4 separate regions of the Homo sapiens genome follow, and regions 1, 3 and 4 are each linked to region 2. The links are chromatin loops, found by intact Hi-C in ENCODE. Cell type or tissue: mammary epithelial cell. All regions are shown on one strand. Region 1 overlaps LOC107984257 (a long non-coding RNA gene). Region 2 has its middle 40 kb from the start of SORBS1. Region 3 overlaps ACSM6 (acyl-CoA synthetase medium chain family member 6). Region 4 overlaps LOC107984257 (a long non-coding RNA gene).

Region 1 (8,000 bases), 420 kb before region 2:
GTAGTCCCAGCTACTCGAGAGGCTGAAATCGAAGAATTACTAGAGCCCAGAAAGCAAAGGTTACAGTGAACTGAGACTGTGCCACTGCACTCCAGCACAGGTGACAGAGCCAGACCCTGTCTCAAAAAAGAAAAAAAAAAAAAGTGTGTGTGTGTATTATATATATATATATATTAGGGAATATGTTTGTAAAAATTATAAAATGGTTCTTATCTATAAAATACTGATAGGTGACAGACAATTTAAAATTTCTTACTTTCAGCTAGGCATGGTGGTTCACAATTATTTTTATTACAAAAATAAAATTTCTGTAATCTCAGCACTTTGGGAGGCTGAGGCGGGCAGATCATCTGAGGTCAGGAGTTCCAGACCAGCCTGGCCAACATGGCAAAGCCCCATCTTTACCAAAAATACAAAAAATTAGCCAGGTGTGGTGGCGCATGCCCATAATCCCAGCTACTTGGGAGGCCGAGGTGGGAGAATCACTTGAACCCGGGAGGCGGAGGTTGCAGTGAGCCAAGATCATGCCACTGCACTCCAGCCTCGGCAACAGAGTGAGATTCCGTCTTAAAAAATTAAGGAAATTTTCACTAAAATTTAAGGTTACTAAGAGTTAAAATTTTTAATTAGTACATATAATTCTATATATACAATGTGCCAAAAAATAAGGCGTTCTTGGTGAGAAAAAAATTATTAGAAAGTCATAAAAAATACATTTTATTGAGAAAAAGAATATTTTTATCGAATTTGGGGATCATTTAAAAGTTGTTTCACAGTAGCTAGAAAAGAACTAGTAAGTAGGAGACAGATGTAAAGAAAGTTATGGATATTAAGATGTAATTTTGGTAACAGAAGTCTTTCTAAAGATTGAAATTTGACATTAAAATACATTAATACAAAACAACAAAATAAGTTGGTCCCCTATGTTAGAATGACAGTTTGCTTACTGATTTGCTCTTAGTAAAATTTTAAGAGGTTTTATTTTTAATTCTAAAATCTTATTTAATAGAAGATTTAAACTAGTTCTAATTCTTCCTGAGATCTAACTAACTTCCCTAGTTTCAGATTGGAAATGCGGTGTCTTTCTTTCAGAATGGCCATTTCATTTCTAGAGGTAACATTTTTCTTTTTCAAACTTCTCAGATTTATATCCGAAATTCAACTTTCTCTGTACCACATTGCAGGTCATAAACCACTGCCTTCTGTTTTCTCCCCCTTTAAAAAGGTGTATCTTTTTGCATGGCCACAATGGTAACAGTGGTAGCTCTGTCTTTCAACATTTTTGTCAACTCCTGTAACATTTTTTCTCTGGTTCTAGTTCTGCTGTTATGGCCTGACACTGAAATGGTTAGCATGAAGGTCTGGAAAACCAATGTTTTCCTCCAACATAACTTGAATCTGTACTTTTGGCTTTTCTTCCTATGTCTAAATTGTTGTTCCATGTAACCAGGAAACTTCCCATGCTGTTACTAACAGCCATGTATTCCCTGGCTCATGGTACTAATTTCCTTGTTTACATTCCTCTAAAATACAGTGTACACTCATATCCCCGTACATACTCTTCCTGTGTCTGATTAAATTCAAGTACCCTTTTTGATTACTCAGGAAAACTAAGCTTTAAAAGGGTTCGAGTTTTCATATCCACATAACTTTCTGTATAGCTTTTAAGTCTCTGGTTAAATGACTATTCTTTTAACAGTGACCTGTGATTCTGTTTTGATCAAATGTTTTCAATCTTTGACAGGTTTCCCCAGAGTCAAAAATCCTAAATTAAGTCTTAAAATTAACTTCGGGACTGTTCAGCTGGGTCCCTGGAGAGTCTAAAGAATGGATCTCTCACCTTGTAGAGATATTAAATTATTAGATTTGGTAGACTGTATGAGCGGGCATTGTCAAATGTTGTGATACTGCATGGGAGAGCATTGTCAAATTATGTGATATTAGATCCCACTTCAGTTACATTTATAGGTATGTTATTGACACGCATGTTCCAAAAATTATATAAACTTATAAAAATTTAATGATTCATAATTTTGATTGTTACGCTAAATATTTGCTAAAGTTACATTTGTATAAATATGTTATTAATGCATTCTGAAGATTGTATGAAATTTATAAAAGCCTGGTGGTCCTGATGTGATGCTGTCAGTCATGATTCTGGTTATTGTCTTAACATGCTGCACGTAAGAGAAGTAACTAAATTTCCTTGTCAATTGGGAACTTTCATCAGATTTTCATCATAGCTATTCTGTTTCCATCATCCACAGTTCTGCTTTGAATTCGAAAAATATTTGCGATCAGCGATAGTCCAAATTTGCTTTTCATGGAAAAAACTCTTAACAGGTCCTCTTGAACACAGGTTTCTGATAACTTTCAGATCAATAAACTACCCCAGCCTTTACCACTATGCAATATAGGCATGTAAGAAACTTGTACTTATACCCTTTAAATATATTAAAACAAATGTTTTAAAAAAATAAACTAAACACAAATTCCTAGAACTCTAATAAACTTAAGGGTTCAAAAAACTGCTAAGCAAGATCAAGCAAAACAAAAAATCTATGAAATTAAGATAATATTTTTATAACTTTTATTTAAAACACTGTTGGTTGTATTCTAGATTTAAGAAAGGTTTCTCACAGATGTTATCTATAATTTACATCAGTTTGGTAAAGCACACTTGTAAACAAAGGTGGAAGCATTTGGTTTTTCTCCCTACTTGATCCCTCCAAAATTTGGAAACTATTCACAAATATTCTAATTTTCGTTTACATATCGGCTCTTTATAAGCAGGATAAAATCGGAAATATTGGTTATATTATCAAGGCTTTGACTGAAACATCATATTTAAGAATATGCATAAAATGCCCGGATTCAAGAGTTTCCAGCCTTACAGTGAGGGGAGAAAAATGTCACTTCCTGGCGGACCTGACAACCTTAGAACTTTTCGGGGAGAAGCTTGGCAGGGAGGGGACCTGGCAGCTGCTCCTGGGCAGGAACCAGAGGGCAAAGTCCGTGGCGACCCTCGGGCCTGGCGGGGACCTTACGCTTCCCGGCGTCTTTCCCTCTGCCCCGCCGGCTGCTGAGGGAGCGGCGGCCGCCCTGCGCCTGGAGGTCGTTCCCTCGCCTCCTCCGGGCCGCGGGTAGCGAGAGGCGGCGGCGGCCGGAGCCGGTGTGGGCGGCCTGAGGCGAAAGCCCGGCCGGCCCCTAGGGGAATGAAACAACCACCGGCTACCAGAGCAACAACGGCCTCCGCGGCTGCACCGCCGACTTCCCGGAGGAGCGAAGGCGCCCCGCAAAAACACGCCGCAGAGCGGAACCCGGGCCCCGCCGCCCCAGCAGGGGGCAGCAGCGACGCAGACAGGAAGCCCAGGTCCTGGGCGCTGGACACCTCGGCGGCCTCCGCGACCAATGAGCGCCACACCAACCTCCAGGCGGCGCTCCCACCGCACCTGCCGCCGCCGCCGCCCCGGGGCGAGAACTGCGCCGTCGGCCCTGCCACGCTGACCCGTGGGGCCCCGGCCGCCGCCCCAGGGTGACGAGGAGGAGCAGGACGGGGCCCCAGAGAAGGGCAAGAGCTCAGAGCTCGGGCTCCAGTGCCAGGAAAAGGCCAGGAGCAGAAGATGGAGAGATGGAGAAGCAGCAGGTGCGGAGAAGCGGCGCTCCACGGGCTGGGTCAGCATCCGCTGGCGGATCTTAGATGACTTTGAAGATGAGGAAGCAGGGCAGAAAGAGCGGAAACGAGAAGGTGCAATGACACAACGGAACCCAATGCAGAATCCAGCCCCAGGACTCAAACGCTGGCTTTAATTCCAACTCACACCCCGTGCCCCTAATCAGAGAGGATCAGGGGAGATGGAGGACCCAAGGAACCCTGGCACCTGAAGGGTGGGAATCTGAGGCCAAGACTGATTGTGGGAAATTGTGGGAATCAGGAAAGGAGGAAGTGAGGCAGAATGGGGGGACGGCGGGGGTGGGGGGATGGCGGGGAGCTGGGCTAGGAAGGATTAAAAATCAGAAGCTCAGAGGCGAGTAGATCATCTGACGTCAGGAGTTCGAGACCAGTCTGGCCAACATGGCAAAGCCCCGTCTCTAAATAAAATACAAAAAAATAGCCGGGCGTGGTGGCGCGCGCCTGTAATCCTAGCTACTAGGGTGTGCTGAGGCAGGAGAATTGCTTGAACCCGGGAGGCGGAGGTTGCAGTGAGCCGAGATGGTGCCACTGCACTCCTGCCTGGGCGACAGAGCAAGCCTTGTCTCAATAAATAAATAAATAGTTAGAACCTTAGGAAGGATCCAGAGGGGAACTGTCCTTAGGAAGGTGCATGCTGGGGATGAAGGAATTGGTTTTAAGACTCAGGAAGTGAGGGCAAGGGAGAGACGAGTGTTGGGGGTGCAGTGGGGTGCTAATGCAGCAGCCAAGCAGAAGACTGGAGGAAAACAGAGCCCTTCTCCTCCAACTCCAGCTGCTCCTCTGAGTCCCAGGCCACCTGCTCCTGTGTCTGCCAACCTACTGACATGTCTCCCAGCCCTGCTGGAATGCTGTTCCTCCTGATCTCTGCCCTGCCCCAGACCTTTCACTAACCCCACCACCCCCACTGTCCAGGTCCTACCACCCCACTGCCCCGACCATAGCCTGCCCCTATCCCAGATGCCTCTCCTTCCAGCCTCTTGCCCTAGGTGACACAAAGGGGACCTGGACATGCAGGTGAAGAGGGTGTTCTTCTGGGTCCTCCTGCTCAAGTATCCCGCTCATGCAGTTATGAGTGTGAGTAAATGTTGGATATGACACAGATTCTATTTCTCAAGCTGTTTCACACTGTGGTTTACCTAACAGTGTTTTTGTGGAATCATCTATGGGGATTTGGTCCTCCCTGCAGACCTCAGTGCAGATTTCTTGAGCAGCCTACAGGGGCTCTGGCCCCACCTGTCCACACCAAGTTCTGGGTCCTGCATGCCCTGCTTGGCCCAAATACAGCAAGGTTGACAGGATGGAAAGCTGAAAATGGTGACTTATAATATCGAAAAGTAAGGATTTCACGGCCCAGTGAAACAGAATGGAGAACCCAGAAATAAATCCTTGCATTTACAACCAACTCATTTTTGACCAAGGCACCAGGAACATACCTTGGGAAACAGATGGTCTCTTCAATAAATGGTACTGGGAAAATGAGACACGTGAAGAATAAAACTAGACTTCTATGCCTCATCATATATAAAAATCAAATCAAAATGAATTAAAAACTTACATGTAGGAAACTATGAAACTACTAGAAGAAAACATAGGGGAAATACTTTAGAACACTGGTCTAGGCAAAGATTTCCTGAGTAAGACCTCAAAAGCACGGGTAACGAATGCAAAAATTGATAAATAGAATTACATCAAGCTAAAAAGCTTCTTCACATCAATAAAAATAAAAATAAAGTGAAGAGACAACCCACAGAATGGGAGAAAAATTTTCCAAACTATTCATCCAACAAGGGATCACTAACAAGAATACGTAAGAACTCAAAAACAAAAATTCCAAATAATCCAATTTAAAAATGGGCAAAAGATTTCAATAGACATTTCCCAAGAGAAGATACACAAATGGCCAACAGTTATATGCAAACATGTTTAACATCACTAATCATCAGATAAATCCAAATCAAAACCACAATAAAATATAATTTAACCTCAATTAAAATGGCAATTGTCAAAAACTCAGAAAATAACAAATGCTGAAAAGGACACAGAGAAATGGGAGCGCTCAAACACTCTTCGTAGGAACATAAAATAGTTTATCCACTATGGAAAACTGCATGGAGGTTCCTCAAAGAACTAAAAATAGAACTATCATATGATTCAGCAATCCCACTGCTGGGTATATGCCTACAAGAAAGAAAATCAGTATGTCGAAGAGACATCTGCACTCCCAGTTTATTGCAGCACTATTCACAACAGCCAAAATATGAAATCAACCTAAGTATCAACGGATGAACGGATAAAGTGTGGTACATATATATGAAAAAAAAAGGATTTGTGAATATACTAAAAGCCATTGAATTGTATGCCTGAAATGGGGAAGTTGTATGCTATATGAGTTCTATTTCAATAAAGTTGTTTTTTAAAACATAAGGAATCTTATTTAATAATCATCATGGGCATTCTTGGAAGCCCTCTGCAAGATCCTGTTTCAAGTTCTGCAAGTTTGGGGTCCAACCTGTGTGAACCTTGTTTCCCTATGAGTACATTATTTATGTTTGTGAAAGCTTGACAGCTCCAAGAACACTAATACTTAATCGTTGGTTTTAGCACTAGTCTGTGTAACCAAATACCACCTGTACCCCCTATAACTTACGGAAAAAAAGTGAAATGTCTTTTGCACTCTGTTATTTCGAGTTTGTTGATTTTTAGCAACATCTGGGTCATCCCTTTTCTTCTTCTCTGGCAGGCTGCCCCTAGGGATTCCCTGTTCAGCCAGTTTGATGAGAGCCCTAAGAAACCCATCAGATACCAAAATAAATGGCTATATTCTGCTGGAATGTTTGTAGTGGGGGAATCACATATGACCAGGAGGTGAATTATTATTGTCATTTCCTTTGTGAAATGTGTCACTTGTCATCTCTTGATTTACCCAAGGCAGGGAGAGAGAAAGAGAAAAAGGGAGTTGATCAGACACTTCCCATTAAGATAAGTATTAATAAATTTCTTCTGATCACCATGGCCCAGATACCTATGGAGGGATCTGGAAAGGTCCAGTGTTCAGGAACAACCCTATCATTTAGGCAGTGTTAGGCCAATTGAATACTTCCAATCAAAAGAACCTATTCTGTTTCCTTTGAGTCTTTTAAAAGGGCAAATGTCTTGAAAACGTTTATTCTTAGAGTTTTGGGGGTTTTGTTGTTGGTTGTTGTTGTTGCTTCTATCTTGGCTGCATTTTTCATAGGTCATCTAACCTCTCTTTTCCTAGCATCTTTGAGCATTTGGATAAATTAAGCTGTCTTGCATTTCCCACCTCCACCCTTGCTCATGGCCGCATTCGCCTCTCAAAATTCCCCTGAGCCTTCTGAGGACTTTTTTTTTAACTTTTATTTTAGATACAGGGAGTACATGTGCAGGTTTGTTACATGGGTATACTGCAATTAAGTAGTGAGCATAGTACTCAGTAGGTCGTTTTTCAACCCACGCTCCTCTCCCTCCTTCCCCACTCTAGTACACTGTGTCTACTGTTCCCATGTTTATGTCAATGGATGCTCTATGTTTAGCTCCCACTTATAAGTGAGAAAGTGCGGTATTAGGTTTTTCTATTCCTGTATTAATTTGCTTAGGATTATGACTGAGACCAACTCTTATCCTTCACGCTGTTAAGTAGCTCTGATCTTCAAGATTAGCCAGAAGGAATCTGTACACTCTGCAAGTGTTTCAGTGGCACTTTGTTTATACTGCTTATGGGGCATTTGAGTTCATTGCCTTAAATTGCAGGTAATTTGTTATAAATTTGCCTCCTCTAGAAAGTCACAGGTTTTGTAAGGGAAAGAACTGGGTCTTGTCTGTTGACCTATCCTATAGGATATTTCCGTATTGGCAGCAGCTCATATTTCCATGTATTTTGTGCATCACTTGAGCAGAATTTGTCCCACTGAAATAATACCTACATGTCTTTTTAAATCAAATTAGTAATTCCTTGCTGAGGTTGATCTATATCAGTACAGTTAAACACTGGATAAGGGGTTCAACATAAAGATTACTTCCAATGTTGACAGTCTAAGATTCTGTAAAATTATTTGTGAGGGTGCAAGAAATGTGAAACTACCACATGTATAAGAATGTATAAGAATGGAGTGTACCACATGTGGTAGAATGTGTAGTACGTGGTAGAATGTATGGCACACTGTTTGACACTACACTATGTGGTATATCATAAAAATGTGACACTACCACATGTAAAGAATGCTATGACCTGTGGTCTCAAAGGTTAAAAAGGTTTATATCTCACCCTTCTTCATATATTTTTTAT
Region 2 (8,000 bases):
AGATGAGCCTGAAGTTTACACCAGAGAATAAATAAGATAGCTGTTTGGACATCACACACCACTTTGCCAGTTTCCGTTCTCTTGAATTATTTACCATCTAATTGTCTGCATTGAAACAGAATCTGGAAACACAGAGTCAGAGTTGTAGCCCTATTTGCAAGTTACAGAAAGAAAACTAGAGTTCAGTGAAGTACCTGAGGCAGAAGCACTTCATGAGTTTCTGAAGTTCTCTTACCTTGGGAGGGCTGTGAAAGCAGGGGGTGAAACCAGCACAGCAGCAAAGAGAAACACAGCCTCAGGCTGGAAGGGACCTTAGAAGTCACTAGTCCAGTCTCCCATTTGAGGTCACTCTCTCCCTCCAGTGTAGAGGTCTGGCATCTAGTCTGTACTTTCCCCTCAACTGGCTATGTCACCAAGAGCACCTGAACCTTGATTTCTTCATCTGCAAAGGATAGAATACAAAGAAGGATGGAATGGAAAATAAACCTGTCTATAAATTTAAAAAATTGTTATCACAAATTTTATTTTCACCATTGTACCAATAATTTCTTCTTTCTTTCTTTTCCTTTTCTTTCTTCTTTTTCTTTCTTTTCTGACTCTCTCTCTCCTTCCTTCCTTCTGTCCATCCTTCCTTCCTTCCTTCCTCTCTCTCTTTTTTTCTTTCTTTCTTTTTTTTTTTTTTTTCAAGACAAGGTCTCACTCTGTGGCCCAAGCTGGAGTGCAGTGGCACGATCTTGGCCCACTGCAGTCTCAAATTCCTGAGCTCAAGCAATCCTTCCACCTCAGCCTCCCTAGTAGCTAGTAGCTAGGATCACGGATGTGCACCACCATGCTTGGCTACTTTTTTTTTTTTTTTTGAGACAGAGTCTTGCTCTTTCGCCTAGGCTGGGGTGCAGTGGCGCGATCTCAGCTCACTGCAACCTCCACCTCACGGGTTCAAGCAATTCTCCTGCCTCAGCCTCTCGAGTAGCTGGGACTACAGGTGTATGCCACCATGCCCGGCTAATTTTTGTATTTTTTTAGGAGAGACGGGGTTTCACCATGTTGGCCAGGCTAGTCTCAGATTCCTGACCTTGTGATCTGCCCGCTTCAGTCTCCCAAAGTGCTGGGATTATAGGCATGAGCCACCGCGCCCGGCCCATCCTCAGCTACTTTTTGTATTATTTTTCTTTTTGTAGAGACAGGGTCTCACCATATTGCCCAGGCTAGTCTCAAACTCCTGGGCTCAAGCAATCCTCTGCCTAGGCTTCCCAGTGCTGGGATTACAGGTGTGAACCACCATGCCTGGTCTGCACCAATAATTCCCATAGAAAGAAATATTAATAGCTATGAAAATTTTAAAATAAAGTAGAAAACTTAGAAAAGTATAATGACAAATAAAACTCACTTGTCTCACTGCTCAGTAGAAATCACTCATTAGCCGAGCATGGTGGTGTGTGCCTGTAGTTCCAGCTACTCAGGAGGCTGAGGCAGGAGAGTCACTTGAACCCGGGAGGCAGAGGTTGTGGTGAGCCGAGATCGCGCCACTACACTCCAGCCTGGAAAACAGAGCGAGAGTCTCTCTCTCTCTCTCTCTCTCTCTCTCTCTCTCTCTCTCTATATATATATATATATATATATATATATATATATATACACATATATATATATATACACATATATATATATACACATATATATATATATATATACACATACATATATATATATATATATATATACACATATCTTTTTTTTTTTTTTGAGACAGGGTCTCACTCTGTCACCCAGGCTGAAGTGCAATGGCTTGATTATTGCTCACTGTAGCTTTGACCTCCTGGTCTCAGGAGACCCTCCCGCCTCAGCCTCCTAAGTAGCCAGGACTACAGATACACATAACATGTCTGGCTAAGTAAAAAAACAATTTTGTAGACATAGGGTCTTGATATGTTGCCTAGGTTTGTCTTGAACCCCTGTCCTCAAGTGATACTCCAGCCTCAGCTTCCCAAAGTGCTGTGATTACAGTTGTGAGCCACTGTGCCCAGCCCATAATATTATTTGATACATTGTCTTCCAGTCTTTTTCCAACTAAATATATATAATTGAGAAATTTTATTTATACTGTTTTATAGCTTAGTTTTTTCCTATTCAATATTTTCTAGTGCGTCTCGTCTCCACGTCAGTAAATATTCTTCAAAAACAAGAATTTTGGCTGGGTGCCGTGGCTCATGCCTGTAATCCCAGCACTTTGGGAGTCTGAGGTAGGCCGATCATGAGGCTGGGAGCTCAAGACCAACCTGGCCAACATAGCGAAACCCCGTCTCTACTAAAAACACAAAAATTAGCTGAGCATGGTGGCGCGCACCTGTAGTCCCAGCTACTTAGGAGGCTGAGCCAGAAGAGTCGCTTGAACCCGGGAGGCAGATGTTGCAGTGAGTCGAGATCGTGATACTGCACTCCAGCCTGGGCAAGAGAGCGAGACTCAGTCTCAAAAAAAAATAAAAAATATAAAAAAATTAGATACAGGGTCTCACTATATTGTTTAGACTGGTCTCAGACTCCTGGGCTCAAGCGATCCTCCTGCCTTGGCCTCCCAAGATGCTGGAATTACAGGCATGAGCCACCACTCCTGGCCAAGTTATGCATTTACTAGTTAGGGTCAATTTACACCACCAATTTCAATGGAAATCAATATGATTTTTGATATTTGCAAAGAAAGTGGTCCACTTCTTACAAACAGACTTCGGGATGAAAAATGAAGATGAGGCAGACACATCTACAGTGAGGAAACGGATGATGCCTCCTTTTTCCTCATAGGCAACTTGGGGGAGGGGAAAGGAGGTAAGTAAAGGCATGTGGGGGAAGTCAGAGAAGCATCCACACCTGCTCATTATATCAAGTGTCTAGAGACTCTCTAAATAATTCAGACACAGTCGGCTCCCTCCAGGGGCAGGTGTTGAGGAGAGTTTCCAGACAAGCAGCTCCTCTTGCAAAACTGGGGCAGACTGAGGATCTGATTACGTGAAAAGGGGTCCAGTTAGTAGCTATGGCAACCTCCTTCTTCAGCCTTACAACTTGCCTTTGGGATAAGGTACAAGAAGCTTCTGGGAAAACACTACTGCTATGCCCCCTGTGGTGGTGAAGAGTTTTGAAGCTCTGTTGTCTTGGGTTCAAATCCAGGTTCCTCCGCTACAGTGTGATCTTGGGGAATTTACTGATCTTTAGGTTCTATACCTGTAAAATAGGGGTAACAATTCCCCTACTCAGATTATTGTGGCATCATGCATAATTCATCTAGCCCCCTTACTATGATGCTTAGTACATGGTGCTTAGTACATAGTAGATCTGTCCTAAGAATGTCCTCACTTTATGTCCTAGGAATTGATGCTTGGACTTTAAATAAAAGAGAAACGTAGGGCCTGGTGCGGTGGCATGCACTTGTAATCCTAACTATTCAGGAGCTGAGATAGAAAGATTGCTTGAGTCCAGGAGTTGAGTTTGAGACCAGTCTGGGTGACAGAGTGAGACCCCTGTCTCAAAGGGGAAAAAAAAAAGCAATGTTGAAAACTAAGAGAAAGCCATTCCTTAGAATCATAAACAGTAACAGCCAATAGTTATTAAAGGTTAACCATATGCTGAATACCGTGCTGAGTGCTTTACATTTACTCTCGCAAAACCATTTATGGATACGTATCATCAAAATTCAGAGAAGTTAAGACACTTTCCCCAGGTCAAACAACTAGTAGGTGTTAGAATCAAGGTCCAAACCCTATTCTGCCTCTAAACTGAAAAGGCCTGTGCTCTTACCCTGTAAGGAAGAGGATCTCTGGAAGTTATTTTACTGATCCAGCACTTCATTTCCAGGAGAGCAGCCTGAGGATCGGGAGGGGATAATTTGCTGGGCATTGAGGAAGAGCAGGCCGACTTCCTTAGGTCCATGGGACCCGACTGCCCTCTAGCGTTAGAGGAATCCTGGGGCCAGATGGAATAAAGAGCAAGTTGGTTTTCTTAGGTTATGGTGACTCCTCCTGCCTTCAGTATGGGATCATAGCTGCCTAGTTTGGTGTTTTCCTATTGGCCAAAGGGTTTCTCCTAGGGATTAGGGTAAAATAGGCTGTAAAGGGTGGGACTTAAGGATAAGAATTACCTGAATTTAGAGCAGCAATTCTCAGACAGATCAACGTTTGGACCATCAGGTGGAGGGAATGTCTCTTATCCCCAGCATCTGGCACGTAGTGGGTGCTCACTGGATACTGAATGAGGCTTTAAAATCTCATTCTCCCTAATAGCAGAGTTCTGTAAAATAGCAGAGATCTGCAAACTTAAATGAGGTGCCCTTAAGGTAGTTATGAAGTTATTCATCGATTTTTGCCAGAAGTGCTAGTGGAAAAGACATTGTAACATTTAACTCAATTCTACTACAGGAGACTCCACAGGACACTTTCATAAGGAAGAGAGAACAATGACACTCTTCAGTGGTTTAGAAATAAGTTGGGGTCAGGGACGACTTGATCGTCTTAGACTGCCAGCCTCATACCAGTGTCCCTAATGGTCCATGGATCTCAGAGAAAGCCCCCTCCATCTCTATAGCTCTGCCCAAGTAGCCTGTTTCAAAGCTACTCAGTGAGCATCTGTGTGCATTGCACCTTGCTGGGCTCAGTGGGGGATACAAAGACAGATATGCCAGATGTGGCTAATTGTGGCCAACCTGGATGGTGCTTCTTCCATGAGCTAGGTGTCCGGTCCATTATCTGATTATTTACTGACAGGAGTCTTCAAGGTAAGTATTAACTGTCTACTTTTTTCCAAATAAGGAAATTGAGGCTCATTGCAGCAAAAAACAATCCTGCAAATTCCTACAATTTATAGATGGGAGTGCAAGTCATATGACTTCCAAATCCATACTCTTTCCACTATGCCACTCTGGCCAATTCTTTGAAATATTAGGACTCCTTTTCTAAAATGCAGGTATCTCCAAGACAATTATTCCTGTTTTTGTCTGCTTGGGCTGCCATAACAAAATATCATAGACTAGGTGGATCAAACAACAGAAATTTATTTTTCAGTCTGGAGATTGGGAAGTCCAAGATCAAGGTGCTGGCCAGTTCGGTGTCTGGTGAGGGCCCTGCTTCCTAGCTTGCAGGAGACTGTTTTGTCTTCTCACTGTGTCCTCACATGAAGGGCAGGAGGTCAAGGTCTCTAGAGTCTCTTATTTTACTTTTTACTCAACAGTTTGTTGAGAGACGTGGCATCTCTTACGAAAGCACCAATCCCACCATGAGGGCCCCACCCTCACGACCTCATCTAACCCTAATTACCTCCCAAAGGCCCCGTCTCCAAACACCATCACATTGAGGGGTAGGACTTCAACGAAGGAATTTGGGAAGGGCACAAACATTTAGTCCATAACAACCCCCATCAAGCCATCAGTTTAAAAATAGATGGCTTTTCCTATACTTTGTTTCTTACATTTAGCTTTCTCTAGCCTCATTTCCTACTGACCCTTAGTCTGTAGCCTCTGCCTAGGGCAAGTTTACAACTCACTTTTTTTTTTTTTTTGAGACAGAGTTTCACTCTTTTCACCCAGGCTGGACTGCAATGGCACGATCTCATCTCACTGCAACCCCCATCTCCCAGTTCAAGAGATTCTCTTGCCTCAGCCTCCCAAGTAGCTGGGATTACAGGCGCCTGCCACCATGCTCGGCTAATTTTTGTGTTTTTAGTAGAGACAAGGTTTCACCATGTTGGCCAGGCTGGTCTTGAACTGCTGACCTCAGGTGATCCATCCGCCTTGGCCTCCCAAAGTGCTGGGATTACAGGCATGAGCCACTGCACCGGCCTACAACTCACTCTTTCCTCTCCAAAACTGCCTGGGAATTTTGTCTTTTCTCCACCTCTTATGGAGCACTTCAGCTTTCCTATATTAAACCCGCATTACAAAACTCATCAATGAGTTCAAGGGAACAAAAGAGCCTTCCAAGAAAATCTCTTTGGAAAGTCACTAGGGGTAACTGTACCTAACATCGCTACCCCCTAATGTAGTAGCTTACCCGATTTTTATCTTCTCCTCTTCCTCACAAAGAGGATCTTGATTTTTGTTTGAGCAGGAATGTGCCCAGCTGTAAAACTCTACTTCCCAGTCCTTGCAGCTACAGTTGCTCATGTGGCCACAATAAACAGTTCCTCCTGATGAGATGTAAGGGAAGTCACTTACTGGGGCTTCCAGGAGAGCTCTTTAAATGTGGGTGTGTTGGGCGAACTCAGCTGTGCATGCCTCTTTCCCCTGCCCTTCTTCCTGACTGGGACATAGATGGAACACAGGTGTGGAGATGGAACAGCCATCATGGTGCAAGGGAAGCTGCGGAGTTAAGAATGTCAGGGCTGAAAGTTGGAAAGAGTCTGGGTTCCTAATGGCATCACAGAGTTGCCCCGTTGGTCTTGAGCTACTTCTGGACTTCTCATTATGGAAGAAAAACAAAACTCTCAGGTTACTTACAGTAGTGGTAATGCTGAGATAAATCATATAAGGGGCTAAAAATTCCAATTCTTTGCCCCACCCTCAGAAATTTTGGCTCAGCAGGTCTGGGTGCGGGAATCTACAGTTTTAGCTAGGCCCTGTGGTCATTCTGTTACAATGATCCTTGAACCACAGTTTGAAGTAGTCTGAGGCCCACATATACAGCAAATAGCAGAGGGGTGTGTGTGTGTGTGTGTGTGAAGAGCGGGTCAGTGATGTTGGGTTTTGCTTTCAATGCCTACCAAAGACTTGGCCAGCTGTGGATGTCAGATATAAAAAACACCTTGTTCAGCTAATTTGCAATTTAGTGATAAAGAGCTTCCCACACCTCCATCTAACTAGAAAGCTTATCCAAGCTCCCATTTCATGAGTGTGGAAACTGAGGCAAAAATGTTTAAGTAGTTACCCAAGGTCACAATGCCAGTCAGTGACAGAGCTGGAAAAAAAATTCTGGAGTCCCAGTTCAGTGCTCCCTCCATTACACTGGGCTGCAAATAGCACCATGAAACTTTAGTGTCTGCTCACCTCTCCCTCCCATTTCCTCTGTCAGGCAGTGCAGTGGGACATTGTGGCTACCTCTCTGGCCGCCATCCCAGCCCTCTTTTATTCCCCAGCAGCCCTACTGTTTAGGTGAATGAATCCTGCTCTCAGCTCCATGAATCAATTAGGATAATCTTCTTCCCCTATCCGATTTTCCTCCTCCCTTACCAATAGAACCCTTACTTTCTTGGAGCTGCAATGTGCCCAAATAAAAAAGCTACACCTCCCAGATCCCTTTTAGAGAGGGTAGGCCATGAGCTAGTTTTGGTCAAGCACTGGGCAGGGGGGTCTTCCTGGAATGTCACTTAGAAGGGGCAGCTGGCAGACACTCCTCTGCCTATGGTTTTTCCTTCTTCCTGCTGGCTGGAATGCAGTCCTGATGGTTGGAATGCCACTACCATGTGGACAAGAGCCTTACCCTAGGACAGAAGAGAATAAATCAAAAGCAGCCCCAGTGCCTGATGGCCTTCATGGAGGCATTAAGTCAGCCTTGAAGCTGCCTACCTCCAGAGCTCTTTTTACATGAGAGAAACAGGAATGATCAAGTTCAAGCCCCAATTCTTTGAAGTTTCTGTGGCATGCAGTTCAACTCAATGTGTGCATTTATAGCAATGATTGATGCAGGCCAGTTTAATGAGTGAAGCTTGGGGTTTCTGTCTGATGATGATAGTGGTCTTTCTCAGGGCCCAGATGCAGGCCTGCCTTCTCAGTGGTCTTCCCCAAGGGCCCCAGCTCTCTTGGGCTGCCTTCTATTTAAGATTCCTGGGCATTTGTTGTCTGGTTGGGAGCTCATTGTGGTATTTGTGACAGTTTCAGGCAGGACTGTTTATAGCCTTTTCAGGCAAGCTATGCCAGAACTCCTCATCCAGAGGGCAGGGCAGTCAGGGTGACTTGCCAGACCATGTAAGGGTCTGGAGGAGAGGCAGGCTGTGCAGCCAGCCTGGGAACATGTTCCACATGACAC
Region 3 (8,000 bases), 400 kb before region 2:
GCAGAGTTCTTACTTGGGTCGCACAAAGATATTATAGAACAAAAATGAAAATTACAACCAGGCACAGTGGATCACGCCTGTAATCCCAGCACTTTGGGAGGCCGAGGCAGGTGAATTGCCTGAGCTCAGGAGTTCAAGACCAGCCTGGGCAACATGGTGAAACCCCATCTCTACTAAAGTACAAAAAATTAGCCTGGTGTGGCTGTGTGTGCCTGTAGTGCCAGGTACTTGGGAGTCTGAGGCAGGAGAATTGCTTGAACCCGGGAGGCAGAGGTTGCAGTGAGCTGAGATCATGCCACTGCACTCCAGCCTGGGCGACAGAGCAAGACTGTCTCAAAAAAAAAAAAAAAATTACTTCCATGGTCACATAAATAAAATTATCTCTGACGGCCTAGGCCTGAACTACATCAAAATGTGGTTGACAAGAAAATAAAAATTAATGGCAGGGGAGAGATATAGTTGTGTTTGTTGTTATTGGTCATGGGAGGAGAAGGGGTTGGGGAAGGCCCATCCCATCCCTGCCAATTCTCATTGTTATAATAAGAAACTCTATGGAAGAACATTCCATGCTCACGGGTAGGAAGAATCAATATCATGAAAATGGCCATACTGCCCAAGGTAATTTATAGAATCAATACCATCTCCATCAAGCTACCAAAGACTTTCTTCACAGAATTGGAAAAAACTACTTTAAAGTTCATATGGAACCAAAAAAGCCTGCATTGCCAAGTCAATCCTAAGCCAAAAGAACAAAGCTGGAGGCATCATGCTACCTGACTTCAAACTATACTACAAGGCTATAGTAACCAAAACAGCATGGTACTGGTACCAAAACAGAGATATAGATCAATGGAACAAAACAGAGCCCTCAGAAATAATGCCGCATATCTACAACTATCTGATCTTTGACAAACCTGACAAAAACAAGAAATGGAGAAAGGATTCCCTATTTAATAAATGGTGCTGGGAAAACTGGCTAGCCATATGTAGAAAGCTGAAACTGGATCCCTTCCTTATACCTTATACAAAAATTAATTCAAGATGGATTAAAGACTTAAATGTTAGACCTAAAACCATAAAAACCCTAGAAGAAAACCTAGGCAATTCCATTCAGGACATAGGCATGGGCAAGGACTTCATGTCTAAAACACCAAAAGCAATGGCAACAAAAGCCAAAATTGACAAATGGGATCTAATTAAACTAAAGAGCTTCTGCACAGCAAAAGAAACCACCATCAGAGTGAACAGGCAACCTACAGAATGGGAGAAAATTTTTGCAACCTACTCATCTGACAAAGGGCTAATATCCAGAATCTACAATGAACTCAAACAAATTCACAAGAAAAAAACAAACAACCCCATCAAAAAGTGGGCAAAGGATATGAACAGACACTTCTCAAAAGAAGACATTTATGCAGCCAACAGACACATGAAAAAATGCTCATCATCACCGGCCATCAGAGAAATGCAAATCAAAACCACAATGAGATACCATCTCACAGCAGTTAGAATGGTGATCATTAAAAAGTCAGGAAACAATAGGTGCTGGAGAGGATGTGGAGAAATAGGAACACTTTTACACTGTTGGTGGGACTGTAAACTAGTTCAGCCATTGTGGAAGTCAGTGTGGCCGTTCCTCAGGGATCTAGAACTAGAAATACTATTTGACCCAGCCATCCCATTACTGGGTATATACCCAAAGGATTATAAATCATGCTGCTATAAAGACACATGCACATGTATGTTTATTGAGGCACTATTCACAATAGCAAAGACTTGGAACCAAATGTCCAACAATGATAGACTGGATTTAGAAAATGTGGCACATAGACACCATGGAATACTATGCAGCCATAAAAAATGATGAGTTCATGTCCTTTGTAGGGACATGGATGAAGCTGGAAACCATCATTCTCAGCAAACTATCGCAAGGACAAAAAACCAAACACCACATGTTCTCACTCATAGGTGGGAATTGAACAATGAGCACACATGGACACAGGAAGGGGAACATCACACTCTGGGGACTGTTGTGGGGTGGGGGGAGGGGGGAGGGATAGCATTGGGTGATATACCTAATGCTGAATGACGAGTTAATGGGTGCCGCACACCAACATGGCACATGTATACACATGTAACAAACCTGCACATTGTACACATGTACCCTAAAACTTGAAGAAGAAGAAAAGAAGAAGAAGAGGAAGAGGAAGAATAGGAAGAAGAAGAAGATGAAAAGAAGAAGAAAGAAGAGGAAGAGGAAGAAGAAGATGAAGAAAGAAGAAGAAGAAGGAGAAGGAGAAGGAGAAGAAGAAGAAGACTCTAAACAGGTCAGAACAAAGTAGCAATTCTATGGGCTGCTCCAGGGTGGATGAGAAAAAGAGAAGAAAGGCAAGAGAAAGAGATAAAAGGAGGAAGAAAGTTGTAAAGGAAGAAAGAAGTTAAGTTCAGAAGGTAGGAGAGAAGGAAAGGAGGGATGGGGAAAGAGGCGAGAGATGGGGGAAAGAGATGAGAGAGAGAGAGGACAGAAAGGAGGAAAAAAGGAATAAAGGAGGGAAAGAAGGAAAAAAGGGAGAAAAGAGCCTTCCTTCCCTCCATCCTCAGGGAGAGAAGAGGACAAACCCGTGTTGTTAAGGAGGAGAAGGCTCAGCTAGAATGGAAATGCTTTGAAAGTTCTAGGTAACTTCATCCATGCATTCACTAAGAGGTATTGGAAATTAAATTCTTTCCCCTTCAAAACTCGTCCCACTGAAAAATAAGTTGCATTGGAAGACAGGTATATTTGAAGGCAGGAATAGAATCCTATCCGCTAGGAGGAGGGCACTCTTCTCTACTTACAGGATCATGCCCTGAGAAATCTTTTCTTAAAAAAATTTAGACTCAGGAGGTGCATGTGCAGGTTTGTTGCATGTATAGATGGCACAATGGTGAGGCTTGAGCTTCTAGTGTACTCATCACCCAAACAGTGACCATAGTACCAAATAGGTAATTTTGCAAACTTCACTCCCCTCCAGCCTCCCCAATGTCTATTATTTCCATCTTTATGTCCATATGTACCCACTGTTTAACTCCCACTTATAAGTGAAAACAGGCAGTATTTGATTTTCTGTTTCTGAGTTATTTCCCATAGGATAATGGCCTTCAGCTCCATCCATGTTGCTGCAAAAGACAGGATTTCATTCTTTTCCATGGCTGAGTAATATTCCATGTTGTATGTATACCACATTGTCTTTATCCAATCATCCACTGATGGACCCTTAGGTTGATTCCATCACTTTGCTATTGTGAATAGAGTGCTACCATAAACACATGAATGCAGGTGTCTTTTTTATATAATGATTTCTTTTCTTTTGGGTAGACACCCAGTAGTGGGATTTATGCCCAGAGAAATCTCTGCCATCCTGGGCAGGGCTGGTTTCACGTTACATGCTGAGTTCTCTCAGGAGGTTCTTCCCTAGGCTCATGCCTGACATTATGTTGAAACCTACCAGTACTGCCATGTCAGTAAACAGTAAATATTTCTGTGCCAGTTGAGAAACAGTAGCTCCCCCTAAGCCCAGGCATCCTAGCCTCTCAAGATCTAGCCACTTGAGGGTGCTGTCTGGCAACAGTGGCCTCCCATAGCCAATGTCCATGCTGACTAATATTCATATTTTAAACATCACCCTGCCTAGGACGGACTCAGAGGGCCTTACCCCGCCCTCTGGAAGGTTAGTGCCAAAGGAGAAGAGGACAAATGGAGCTTTGAAAGGATGACTCAACTCTCCAAGAAGGCCGCCAGCATCCTCTCAGACACCTGTGCCCTTAGCCATGGAGACCGGCTGATGATAATCTTGCCCCCAACACCTGAAGCCTACTGGATCTGCCTGGCCTGTGTGCGCTTGGGTGAGGCATGGGAGACGGACCCCAGGGGTTGGAGGCTTATGTGAATCCCAGCCTCAGTTATTCACAGAATGGAGATGTTAGAGGGATCTCTATCTGATGCCTGAATTCTTCCCACAGTGTGGGGGATCTTTAAACAGGCCTAGATTTGAACCCAGCTCCACCACTTACCACCTCTGTAAATTATGCCTCTCTGAATCTCAGTTTCCTTGTCTATTAAATATGGACAGTAATAGTCCATATTTATAGAACTGTTACGGTCCAGTCTTACAGAACTGTTGTGAAGAGTAAATAATCCACAGAGCGCTTAGCTCATAGGCTGTTTATCACCTCAAGGAACTGTAGACCTCTGTCCTAACATAGTCATCATCAAAACAACAGACAGAGCATGCACATCTTGCCCTCTCTGGGCCTCAGTTTCCCCATCTATAAAAAAGAGAATGTAGGGGTACTGGGTGCAGTGGCTCACACCTGTAATTCCAACACTTCGGGAGGCCAAGGCAGGCAGATTGTCTGAGCTTAGAAGTTTGAGACCAGCCTGGGAAACATGATGAAACCCCAACTCCACTAAAAAAAAACACAAAGCAGAAAAAAAAAATTAGCTGCATGTGGTGGCACACACCTGTAGTCCAGCTATTCAGGAGGCTGAGGGACAAGAATTGTTTAAACCTGGAAGGCGGAGGTTGCAGTGTGCTGAGATTGTGCCACTGCACTCCAGCCTGGGTGACAGAGCAAGGCTCTGTCTCAAAAAAAAAAAAAAAAAAAGACAGAGAAGGTAGGAATATCTCTAAAGCGTCCTCTACCTCAGTCTGTGACATGTTAGGAACTAGGCTGCACAGCAGGAGATGCGCAGAGGGCAAGTGAGTGAAGCTTCATCTGTATTTACAGCCACTCCCCATTGCTTGCATTACCACCTGAGCTCTGCCTCCTGTCAGATCAGAGGTGGCATTAGATTCTCATAGGAGCGCAAATCCTATTGTGAACTGTGCATGCGAGGAATCTGGGTTGTGCACCCCACATGAGAATTTAATGCCTGATCATCTGCCACTGTCTCCCATCACTCCCAGATGGGACTCTCTAGTTGCAGAAAAGCAAGCTCAGGGCTCCCATTGACTCTACATTATGATGAGTTGTATAATTATTTCAATATATATTACAATGTAATAATAATAGAAATAAAGTGCACAATAAATGTAATGCACTCGAATCATCCCAAAACCATCCTCTTGCCTCAGTCTGTGGAAAAATTGTCTCCCACAAAACCCAGGTGCCAAGAAGGTTGGGGACCACTGCTCTTCATCCAGTATTAGAGAGTCCTTGAGAGTCACCCTGAATGAGCTTGGGATCAGCCAGAATAGAGCTGCTCTTTGTGGATATCCCATCCATGCCCCTGAGGCTCAATCCTCCAACATAAACAGGAAATGCCTCAATCAAGAGCCCCTTCACATGTGAGAAGTGAAGGATACTGGAAAGGAGCCCACCCCCAATATCATTCCTCTTTATCTGCTATAGTACCTGACTTTCTATTCTTAGGATACAGGCATATATTTTTTGGTAGTTGGAAGGTGCGTATGAAAAACAAAGTACCCCTGAGATGGGCCAAACTCATTAGGAGTTGCCACAACTGGCCTACTGCCTTTGCCTGCTAACAGGGATGCTAGATTTAAAAAAAAAAAAAAAAAAAAAAAAACTGAAAAGTGATTCAAAGAGCAGGTGTCTTTGAGAATGCCAGCTGTCAGTTATGGGGAGCATACAGAAGAGAGGAAGGGAGTGAACCCTACCCTCAGGCCTATCCAGGCTCCCAGTGTTTCCCCAGTTCCCAATGGACTGAGTTATCCTGAGGGACAATTGATCCATGTCTGAGAAAGGACAGGGACCACTTCAGTCTGGGTCACCAGAAATTCTTCCTACCTGAGGCCAAGTTACGCAGAGTGATTTCCTTAGCCACATACCAGTCCAAAGCAGGGCTATCATTTTCACTCACAATAATTAAAATTGCTTATTGATGGTATAAGGCAAAATGAATGAAAACAAAATCGAAAACTCAGAACAGACCAAAGTATATGTAAGAATTTATCAGCCGGGCGCAGTGGCTACGCCTGTAATCCCAGCACTTTGGGAGGCCGAGGTGGGAGGATCACCTGAGGTGAGGAGTTCGGGACCAACCTGGCCAACATGGTGAAACCCCGTCTCTACTAAAAAAATACAAAAATTAGCCAGACGTGATGGTGGGCACCTGTAATCCCAGCTAATCCGGAGGCTGAGGCAGGAGAATCGCTTGAACCCGAGAGGTGGAGTTTATAGTCAGCCAAGATCACGCCACTGCACTCCAGCCTGGGTGCCAGAATGAGACTCTGTCTATTTAAAAAAATAATAATAATAATAATTTATCAGGTCTTTTCAAGCCATTAATGAAAGCATTGATTAGTTCTTAAATGATTTAAAGATAACTGTTTGAAAACGTTAAATGTCATAACTCTACCTCCAAATAATGTACCAAAATAAATTCAAATGAACCATTAAAAATTGAAATGTTAGAAAAGGACTTAAGTATTAGAAGAATATATAGGTGAGTACATAAACTCATGGAAAGGCTTTCTGAATATGACACCAGATACCCAAACAAAAAAGGAAAAAAAAGATGTACTACACTTAATGAAATTTTTAAAATTTCATTCATCAAAAAAATCACTATAATGTATAAGAAACATCTGTGTGGCCAACTTGGAGGAGGGACCAGGGTGCACTCCTCCCTTCTCCATATATGTGAGATCTGTCTGTGTGATTACATCTGATGTGCCCTTTTGGTGGCATCCAGAAAGCTGCACAGTGATGGCTCTAACAACACATGCATCTCTCCTAATGAGAGAGCTCTCAATTATTATAAATTACTCAACATGATAAAGTTAAATTGGCTTTTAAACTACGCTGACATTATCACAAGAAATTTCAACATTATATCTGTAAACAAAATGAAAAGCTGTTAGATTATTTTTTAGATATAGTTTCTACTATTATAAAGTTCTAGTATTTTTCTTAAACCACCACAAAAGAAATTTGAACACTGCCTTAGTCTGCTTGGGTTACTATAGCAAAATGCTATCAACTGAGTAACTCATATATAACAGAAATTTATTTCTCACAACTCTGGAGGCTGGGAAGTCCAAGATCAAGGCAGACGCAATGTCAGTGAGGGCCCACTTTCTGATTCAGAAATAGCTCCTTCTAGCTGTGTCCTCATATGATGGAAAGAATGAGGGATCTCTTGGGAGCCTATTTTATTAAGGCACTAATCCCATTCATGAGACCTCCACTCATGATCTGATCACCTTTCAAAGATCTCACCTCCATCACCTTGGAGTTTAGAATCTCAACATACAAATCTGGGTTGGAGGACACACAAATTCAGACCATGGCAAAGACAAATGCCAAAATCGAAAACATATTTGCAACACTTATGAAAGATAAGTGGTCAATGGCCTTAATGTAGAAAGAGTTCTTACTAATCAATAGGGAAAATAAATTAACATTACTTGGCACTCCTCTTCAAATGCTTCATCTAAGGGTGGGGGCACTTGAAAGTGTTTGCAGTTATCTAAAGAAAGATACTTCTTTGTGTCACCCACAATTGCACGGTTTCATATATATATACTCAATGCTAAAGGGTAACTTGATAGCTATAAGATGGCAATCAGTGATACTGAACAGGTCTTTTCCACTGTGTCCCTCGGCCTTCCCATCAGCCCAGTGAGTAACTCGAATTAGATGAACTCCCCATTCCATGCCAGATCCTGTTTCCTATGACTTTGTTTTGGAGATATAATTTATATACTATAAAATTCACCGTTTAAAAGTGTACAAATCCATGGTTTTTAGAATATTCACAAAGCTGGGCAACCATCACCACTGTCTATTTCTGGAAGATTTTCATCACCCCAAAAAGAAACCCATTAGCAGTCCCTCCCTATTCCCCGCTCTCTGCAAAACCTGGCAACCAATAATCTACTTCCTATCTTTGGATTTGCCTCTTCCAGATATTTCTTACAAATAGAATGCAACATCTAGCTTTTTGTCCCTGACTTCTTTCAGTTACCATAATGTTTTCAAGGTTCACCCATGTT
Region 4 (8,000 bases), 470 kb before region 2:
AAGTTTGAAACCTTCCAGAGACTTGTTGAATGGCTTTAACAAAAATGCTGATAGTGATATGAACAATAAGGCCCAGGCTGAGGTAGTCTCAGATGGAGATAAACTTCTTGGGAACTGGAACAAAGGTGACTCTTGTTATGTTTTAGCAAAGAGACTGGCAGCTTTTTGCCTCTACCCTAGATATTCATGAAACTTTGAACCTGAGAGAGAGAATTTAAGTTATCTGGCAAAAGAAATTTCTAAGCAGCAAAGCATTCAAGAGGTGACTTGGGTGCTGTTAAAGGCATTAAGTTTTAAAAGGGAAATAGAGCATAAAAGTTCAGAAAATTTGTAGCCTGACAATGCAATAGAAAAGAAAATCCTATTTTCTGAGGAGAAATCCAATCCAGCAGCATAAATTTACATAAGTAATGAGAAGTCAAAAGTTAATCCCCAAAACAATGGGGAAAATGTCTCTAGAGCATTTCAGAGGCCTTCACAGCAGCCCTTCTTGACACAAGTCCAGAGTCCTACAAAGAAAAAGTGGTTTTGTGGGCTGGGCTTGAGGTCCCCATGCTTTATGCAGCTTAGGGACTGGTGCCCTGCATCCTGGCCACTACAGCCATGGCTGAATGGGACCAATAAAGAACTCAAGCTGTGGCTTCAGAGGGTGTAAGCCTCAAGCCTTGTCCACATTATGTTGAGCCTGCCAGTGCACAGAAGTCAAGAACTGGAGTTTGGGAACCTCCACCTAAATTTCAGAAGATGTATGGAAATGCTTGGATGTCCAGGCAGAAGTTTGCTGCAGAGATGGGGCTGTCATGGAGAACCTCTGCTAGGGCAGTGCAGAAGACAAATGTAGGGTTGGAGCCCCCAAACAGTATCCCTACTGGGGCACTGCCTAGTGGAGCTGTGAGAAGAGGGCCACTGTCCTTCAGACCCTAGAGTGGTAGATTCACCAACAGCTTGCACCATGCACCTGGAAAATTCATGGTCACTCAACTTCAGCCAATTAAGGCAGCCAGAAAGGAGGCTTTACTCTGCAAAGACACATGGGTGGAGCTGACCAAGATCTTGTGAACCCACTTCTTGCATCAGTGTGACCTGGATGTGAGACATGGAGTCAAAGGAGATCATTTTGAAGCTTTAAGATTTGATTGCCCCACTGGACTTCAGACTTCCCCGCAGCCTGAAGCCCATTTGTTTAGGTCAATGTTTCCCATTTGGAATGGCTGTATTTATGAAATGCCTGTACCCCCATTGTATCTAGGAAGTAACTAACTTGCTTTCAATTTTACAGGCTCATAGGCAGAAGGGACTTGCCTTGTTTTAGATGAGACTTCAGACTTTGGACTATGTACTTTTGAGTTAATGTTAAAATGAGTTAAGACTCTGGGGGACTGTTGGGAAGGCATCATTGGTTTTGAAATGTTAGGACAGGAGATTTGGGAGGGACCAGTGGTGGAATTATATGGTTCGGCTGTGTCCCCACACAAATTTCATCTTGAATTCACATGTATTGTGGGAGGGACCTGCTGGGAGGTAATTGAATCATGGGGGCAGGTTGTTCCTGTGCTGTTCTTGTCATAGTGAATAAGTGTCATGAGATCTGATAGTTTTAAAAAGAGGAATTTCCCTGCACATGTTCTTCTCTTTGCCTGACACCATCCATGTAAGATATGACTTGCTCCTCCTTGCCTTCCACCATGATTGTGAGGTCTCCCAAGCCATGTGAAACTGTGAGTCCAATTAAACCTCTTTCTTTCTTTTGTAAATTGCCTAGTCTTGGGTATATCATCTTTATCAGCAGTGTGAAAAACAGACTAATACACTCTGGAAGTTGCTTTTCTAGTCTTGGGGAATCATTCCCTTTGGGCCTTCCTGATATGATTGCTAGAAGGGCTGGGTGAATTGTGCAATGCTTGCAAAGGTCTGGGTTTTCTCATAGGGCAAAGAAATCTTGTATATAATGGACCTTGGGCCATTTTCCCTCCCATATGGAGAAAAGATCTAATTCTTGGACACAATTTAAATTAAAGCTTCCTTCCACAGTTTAGGCTGTTTCAAGTGGGTAAGAAGGCCACACCTTTGTGGGAAAAAAAAAGCCACTTTTCTTCATATCTCAGGGTAAAAAGAGTCCCAGTGTTTTCAAATGCACTCCAGAGGACTACAGGCCGAAGATGATCTGTTACTCATCTAGAAATGGAAGCATGAAAAAGATGTCCCTTTAGTCTCCTTCCTATTGGTGTGACCTAGGGTGGAGGGGAAGACAGTGGTGGCATGCTCCACCTACTGATTTCCCTCCTTGGCTCCTGAGTACCAGCACCTTATTTAATGTGCTGCCCATGGCTGCATTCTTGCAACCCTGCAGCCATTTAAAAATACAGGACCAGAGGAACTAAGCAATTGAGATTAGTCATGCTTACCCATGTGACTCTAGTCCTCCACTTGTGATTTCCCTTTGACTTCCTAGACTTATGTGGCCTCTGTGGCTCCTAGAAGGATGGATCTTGGGAAAAACTATAATATTTGCATTTGAGCAAGGCTCCTTTAATGGATAGTGCATGCTAGATTGAACTCTATATCCTGCTTATTATGGCCCATGTTAAAGCGTTTACCCTTAGAGAATGGTTCCAATTAACTTCCAAACTTGAAATCCCCTTGCTGATTGCCATTCTAACTGGTGTGAGATGGTATCTCACTGTGGTTTTGGTTTGCATTTCTCTGATGGCCAGTGATGATGAGCATTTTTTCATGTGTCTGTTGGCTGCATAAATGTCTTCTTTTGAGAAGTGTCTGTTCGTATCCTTTGCCCACTTGTTGATGGGGTTGTTTGTTTTTTTTCTTGTAAATTTGTTTGAGTTCTCTGTAGATCCTGGATATTAGCCCTTTGTCAGACAAGAGGGTTGCAAAAATTTTCTCCCATTCTGTAGGTTGCCTGTTCACTCTGATGGTAGTTTCTTTTGCTGTGCAGAAAGGATCTAGAACTAGAAATATCATTTGACCCAGCCATTCCACTACTGGGCGTATACCCAAAGGATTATAAATTATGCTGCTATAAAGGCACATGCACACGTATATTTACAATAGCAAAGACTTGGAACAAACCCAAATGTCCATCAATGATAGACTGGAGTAAGAAAATGTGGCACATAGACACCATGGAATACTATGCAGCCATAAAAAAGGATGAGTTCATGTCCTTTGTAGTGACATGGATGAAGCTGGAAACCATCATTCTCAGCAAACTATCAATCACAAGAACAAAAAACCCAACACCACATGTTCTCAGTCATAGGTGGGAATTGAACAGTGAGAACACTTGGAACAGGAAGGGGAACATCACACACTGGGGCCTGTCATGGGGTGGGGGTAGGGGAGAGGGATAGCATTAGGAAATATACCTAATGTAAATGACGAGTTAATGGGTGCAGCACACCAACATGGCACATGTATACATATGTAACAAACCTGCACGTTGTGCACATGTACCCTAGAATTTAAAGTATAATTAATTTAATTAAAAAAGAAAAAGAAAAAAAATCCCCTTACTATTTCAGTACCATTTTAATTGGAGGCAGAATAGGTGCCTTAAAAGAACATAGGGACCAAATGGCAGTTTTCTAGTTGATGGGACAGTATCGAAACTAAACAACTTTGTCTTTGGAGGACATTTTACTCCTAATTGTTGTTGAAGGCAGAGTTTTCCTGTTCACAGAAGCAGCATGAAGCCTGGTCTCTAGCAGAGGGGCACAAAAAGGGAGGAGAATTTGGAGGCTAGAGTGTTTTGGCAGAGGACCAACAATGTGCTTCATGGAGAGAATTCCCATCCCACTAGGTGGCGCTGTTGACCTTGAAATGCCATGTGATCTCTAGACTAAGGGCACAGGGTGACCATGACATGTCATGTGCTCTCCATACCAAGGGCAGAGAGTGAACTTCAAATGCCATGTGCTCTCCAGACAAGGGTAGAGTGTTACCTGGAAATGCCATATGCTCTCCAGACCAAGGGCAGAGAGTGACTTCACTGTGATGAGGGACCCTCTATTCCTAGAAAATTACAACGGCATTCCCTTGAGCTACACCTTCAGTTACTATGGCATTTCCTGATCTTACCTAACAAGATTACTTCCCTGAACTGTAAAATTGCTGTGGCATTGCATACAAAGAGAGAGAGGATGGGAGACATGGTGGTTGCAGACAGGAATGGAGGAAATTATAGTATGAAAGCTGGAGATCCTGTTGCTGACACTCTGTCAGGCAGTCAGAGGATGAGGTCAGTCCAAATCCTTTGAACAACACCAGGGAGTAGCTTCCGCCAGAAATCCTCAGTTGCTTCAGAACTTTTTCCAGCCCCATTCAATTGCTAGGTCCTCTGAAAGAAAACTGGTTCAAACATGGCCAATATGCCCAGCAACGTGTGGGTACTGGGGGATTCTACATGTTTTCCCCAGCAAGCCTCTCCCCCATGTCTTGTAAAGCTGGCAGCCATGCTAATTATTTTTAAATGACTGAAGGGAGCCCAGTATTTGGTATGATTTGATTCTAAAATGGAGGCTGAGAGCCTTGAAATGAAAGGACAGAGTTGAGTTTCACTCCTGTATTCAACATTCCAATGAAAGTACCTTGGGATCCTGGACACACCCCCAGTATGAAGATGCATTGTTGTCTAAGGTAAATACCTGAGGTTCATCGTCTTGCAACAAGAAGTCTAAGGGCATGGACACACACAAGGAGTGAGTTTAGGAGTAGAAGTTTTATTTCCAAAGAAAGAGAAAGGAGAATAGCTCTCTCTCTTGTGAGAGAGGGGGCGTCCAAATAAGAATTCTGCCCCATGGCAGAGTGAACCAGATTTTACAGACAGGCTTGAGGAAGCAGTGTCTAATTTACATAGAGCCCACAGATTGGTTGGACCAGGGGTGAGGTTTACATAGTGCATGGGGAAGCTGGCCATCCCATCCTAATCGTCTTATTATGCAAATGGGATCTTTGCTTGACTAATGCCATGTTCCCTGCTCCTTACTGTACATGTGGCTGGCAAAGAGAAGGGAAGATGGAACTGACATTTTGAATGTGCCCAGTCCCAGGCAGCCTTTTCTTATTAGCACAACTGATGGCATTCACCAGTGCAAGCTTCCAGCTTGTTTCTCTATGTCTGCAAGTCATTTTACAGTCTGCTATTTGTAGGAAAAGAAAGTATTTTGGGCTGCTTTTCATTAAAAGGAAAACCTTACTGAGGACTCCTGTGCTCTCACTATCTGCCTAAATAACTTTTTAAAACTCATATATTACTAACATATGTTGCATCTTGGAGAAGTTTCCATATGCATTGAGAAAAATGTGGTTTTTTGTTACTGTTGTGTGGAGTGCTTTGCATGTGTCTGTTAGGTCCAACTGATTATAGTATTGTTCAAGTCCTGTATTTTCTTATCGAAGTCCTGTCTGGTTTTCTTTTCTTCATCATTAAAGAATTTTTTTTGCTGGATAAAGTATTATAGACTGGCAGTTATTTCCTTTTAGCATTTAGATGATATTATTCTATCATCTTCTGAATTTCATTGCTTTTATTTAGAAGTTAGCAATAGTATTGTTACTTTGAAAGGAAATGCATTTTGTTCTCTTTCAATTTTTAGGAACTTTCTTTAATATGTGTTTTATAGTCTTTTGAATATTTTCTGCCTAAACATGTTTTCTTATATCTGGTTTCAGGCTCATAGTTCTCCTCCAATATGTAACCCAATATCTTTAATCTGCTCTGAAAAATTCCAGGTGTTTATCTGTTCAATAGCTTCTTCTCCATTCTATCTTATCTCTCCTTGGGAAGTCTAATTTCAACCTAAGCTCTATAAGCTTCTTCATTGCCTTTTCTCTATATTTTTTTCTTAAGACTGTATGTTGTTTTCTCATTTATTTTCCAATTTATGAATTATTTAGCTATGAAATATCTGGTATTAAACCCATTCATTAAGCAATTCGCTATAGTTAGTGTATTTTTAGTTGCAAAATGTTCATTTAATATTTTAAAATATTTTATATTGTTATGCTGGTATTATTTACCTTTGAATTTATTTCTATATATATGTAGTAACATTTACTGTTATACAACTTTCAGAGAATTCCAAGATTTATGTTAATGTGGGGTTTTATTCTGTTGTCTATATTTTATTCTCAAACTTCTCTATGTGTCTTGTTTTTATTTCTATTTAGACATGGGGTCTCCCTATGTTACCCAGGCATAACTCAAATGCCTAAGCAGAAGCAATGCTCCCATCTCAGCTTCCCAAGAAGCTAGGGCTACAGGCATGCACCACTATACTTGGTATGTCATTTTATTTTTTTGCATATCTAGTTCTTTCATGTTTTCTTTTGCTCTGTTGAAATATAAAATAAATGCAGTTAAGAGCAATCATATTAAGTATAAACATTAATGAATATTTACACGTGTATAAACTTTCATAAACACCATTCACATCAAGATCTACAACACTTCTAACATGCCAGATGCTCTATTATGCCTGTTACAAGTACATTTGCCTCAGAGAATGAGGTGTTATTCTGACAGAAGGTTGATTTTGTCAATGAGGGTTATACTCTACCAATGTAAAAAAATGGAGGACTTCTGGCAAGATGGCTGAATAGGAAGAGCTCCAGTCTGCAGCTCCCAGCGAGACTGACACAGAAGGTGGTGATTTCTGCATTTCCAACTGAGGCACCTGGTTCATCTCAATGGGACTGGTTGGACAGTGGGTGCAGCCCATGGAGGGAGAGCAGAAGCAGGGTGGGACATCGCCTCACCCTTGAAGTGCAAAACGTCGGGGAATTCTCACCCCTACCCAAAGGGAGCCATGAGGGACTGCGCCATGAGGAATGATGCACTCCGACCCAGATACTGTTTTCCCCATGGTCTTCACAACCCCCAGGCCAGGAGATTCCCTCCAGTGCCTACACCACCAGGACCCTGGATTTCAAGCACAAAAGTGGGCAGCCGTTTGGGCAGACACTGAGCTAGCCGCAGTTTTTTTTCATAACACGGTGGCACCTGGAATGCCACTGAGACAGAACCATTCACTCCCCTGGAAAGGGGACTGAAGCCAGGGAGCCAAGTGGTATAGCTTGGTGGGTCCCACTTGAATGGAGCCTAGCAAGCTAAGATCCACTGGCATGAAATTCTCGCTGTAGGCACAGCAGTCTGAGGTTGACCTGGGAAGCTCAAGTTTGGTGAGGGGAGGGATGTCTGCCATTGGTGAAGCATGGGTAGGCAGTTTTACCCTCACAGTGTAAAGAAAGCCACTGGGAAGTTAGAAATGGGCGGAGCCCACCACAGCTCAGCAAGTCCACTGTGGCCAGACTGCCTCTCTAGATTCCTTCTCTCTGGGCAGGGCATCTCTGAAAATAAGGCAGCAGTCGAAGTCAGGGGCTGACAGAGTACCTGGGGGGAAGGGGTGGCTGTGGGCACAACTTCAGCAGAGTTAAATGTCCCTGCCTGATGGCTCTGAAGACAGCAGCAGATGTCCTGGCACAGTGTTCAAGCTCTGCTAAGGGTCAGACTGCCTCCTCAAGTGGGTCGCTCACCCCCGTGTATCCTGACAGGAAGACACCTCCCAGTAGGGCCTAACATACACCTCATATAGGAGAGCTCTGGCTGGCATCTGGCAGGTGCCCCTCTCGGACAAAGCTTCCAGAGGAAAGAACAGGCAGCAATCTTTGCTGTTCTGCAGCCGCTGCCGGTGATACCCAGGAAAACAGGGTCTGGAGTGGACCTCCAGCAAACACCAGCAGACCTGCAGCAGAAGGGCCTGTTAGAAGGAATACTAACAAGCAAAAAGGAATAGCACGTTCAGTCAGAGACCCCATCGGAAGATCACTAACATCAAAGACCAAAGGTAGATAAATCCACAAAGATGGGGAGAACCCAGTGCAAAAAGCCTGAAAATTCCAAAAACCAGAATGCCTCTTCTCTTCCAAAGGATCACAACTCCTCACCAGCAAGGGGACAAAACTGGATGGAGAATGAGTTTGAT

The links. A loop is a pair of places that touch in the nucleus more often than their neighbours do. Peaks named below come from ENCODE experiments on the same cell type or tissue, not always from the same donor. Only the 100,000 strongest peaks of a DNase experiment are listed, where the experiment ranks them.
Region 1: a loop joins it to region 2, with 5 times the contacts of the local background. A loop is called at or near these places in 4 of 110 quality-filtered maps.
Region 3: it touches region 2 in a loop (16-fold over the local background); 4 of 110 quality-filtered maps call a loop at or near these places.
Region 4: it touches region 2 in a loop (14-fold over the local background); 15 of 110 quality-filtered maps call a loop at or near these places.

What each region holds. Positions count from the first base shown.
Region 1 is chr10:95,180,425-95,188,424 of GRCh38, forward strand. All of the region lies in intron 3 of LOC107984257 (a long non-coding RNA gene), which reads right to left. It also overlaps the pseudogene PAWRP1. Among named protein-coding and RNA genes, the nearest start is that of ACSM6, 9.8 kb to the right of the region's middle. RefSeq lists silencers at 2,910-3,209, 3,400-3,729, 3,750-3,799. In mammary epithelial cell, a CTCF peak has its summit at 3,358 (motif pointing right); a DNase peak (open chromatin) is centred at 3,337; H3K4me3 peaks cover 998 bases.
Region 2 is chr10:95,597,390-95,605,389 of GRCh38, forward strand. No RefSeq gene overlaps it. Among named protein-coding and RNA genes, the nearest start is that of SORBS1, 40 kb to the left of the region's middle. In mammary epithelial cell, a CTCF peak has its summit at 3,935 (motif pointing left); a DNase peak (open chromatin) is centred at 3,952.
Region 3 is chr10:95,198,314-95,206,313 of GRCh38, forward strand. It overlaps ACSM6 (acyl-CoA synthetase medium chain family member 6), which reads left to right. Exons shown (of 11, transcript NM_207321.3): 3 at 3,672-3,882. All of the region lies in intron 3 of LOC107984257 (a long non-coding RNA gene), which reads right to left. Among named protein-coding and RNA genes, the nearest start is that of ACSM6, 8.1 kb to the left of the region's middle. RefSeq lists a silencer at 3,837-4,131. In mammary epithelial cell, a CTCF peak has its summit at 3,586 (motif pointing right); a DNase peak (open chromatin) is centred at 3,688.
Region 4 is chr10:95,129,294-95,137,293 of GRCh38, forward strand. It overlaps LOC107984257 (a long non-coding RNA gene), which reads right to left. Exons shown (of 10, transcript XR_007062253.1): 7 at 1-8,000. Among named protein-coding and RNA genes, the nearest start is that of ACSM6, 61 kb to the right of the region's middle. In mammary epithelial cell, a CTCF peak has its summit at 3,818 (motif pointing right); a DNase peak (open chromatin) is centred at 3,828.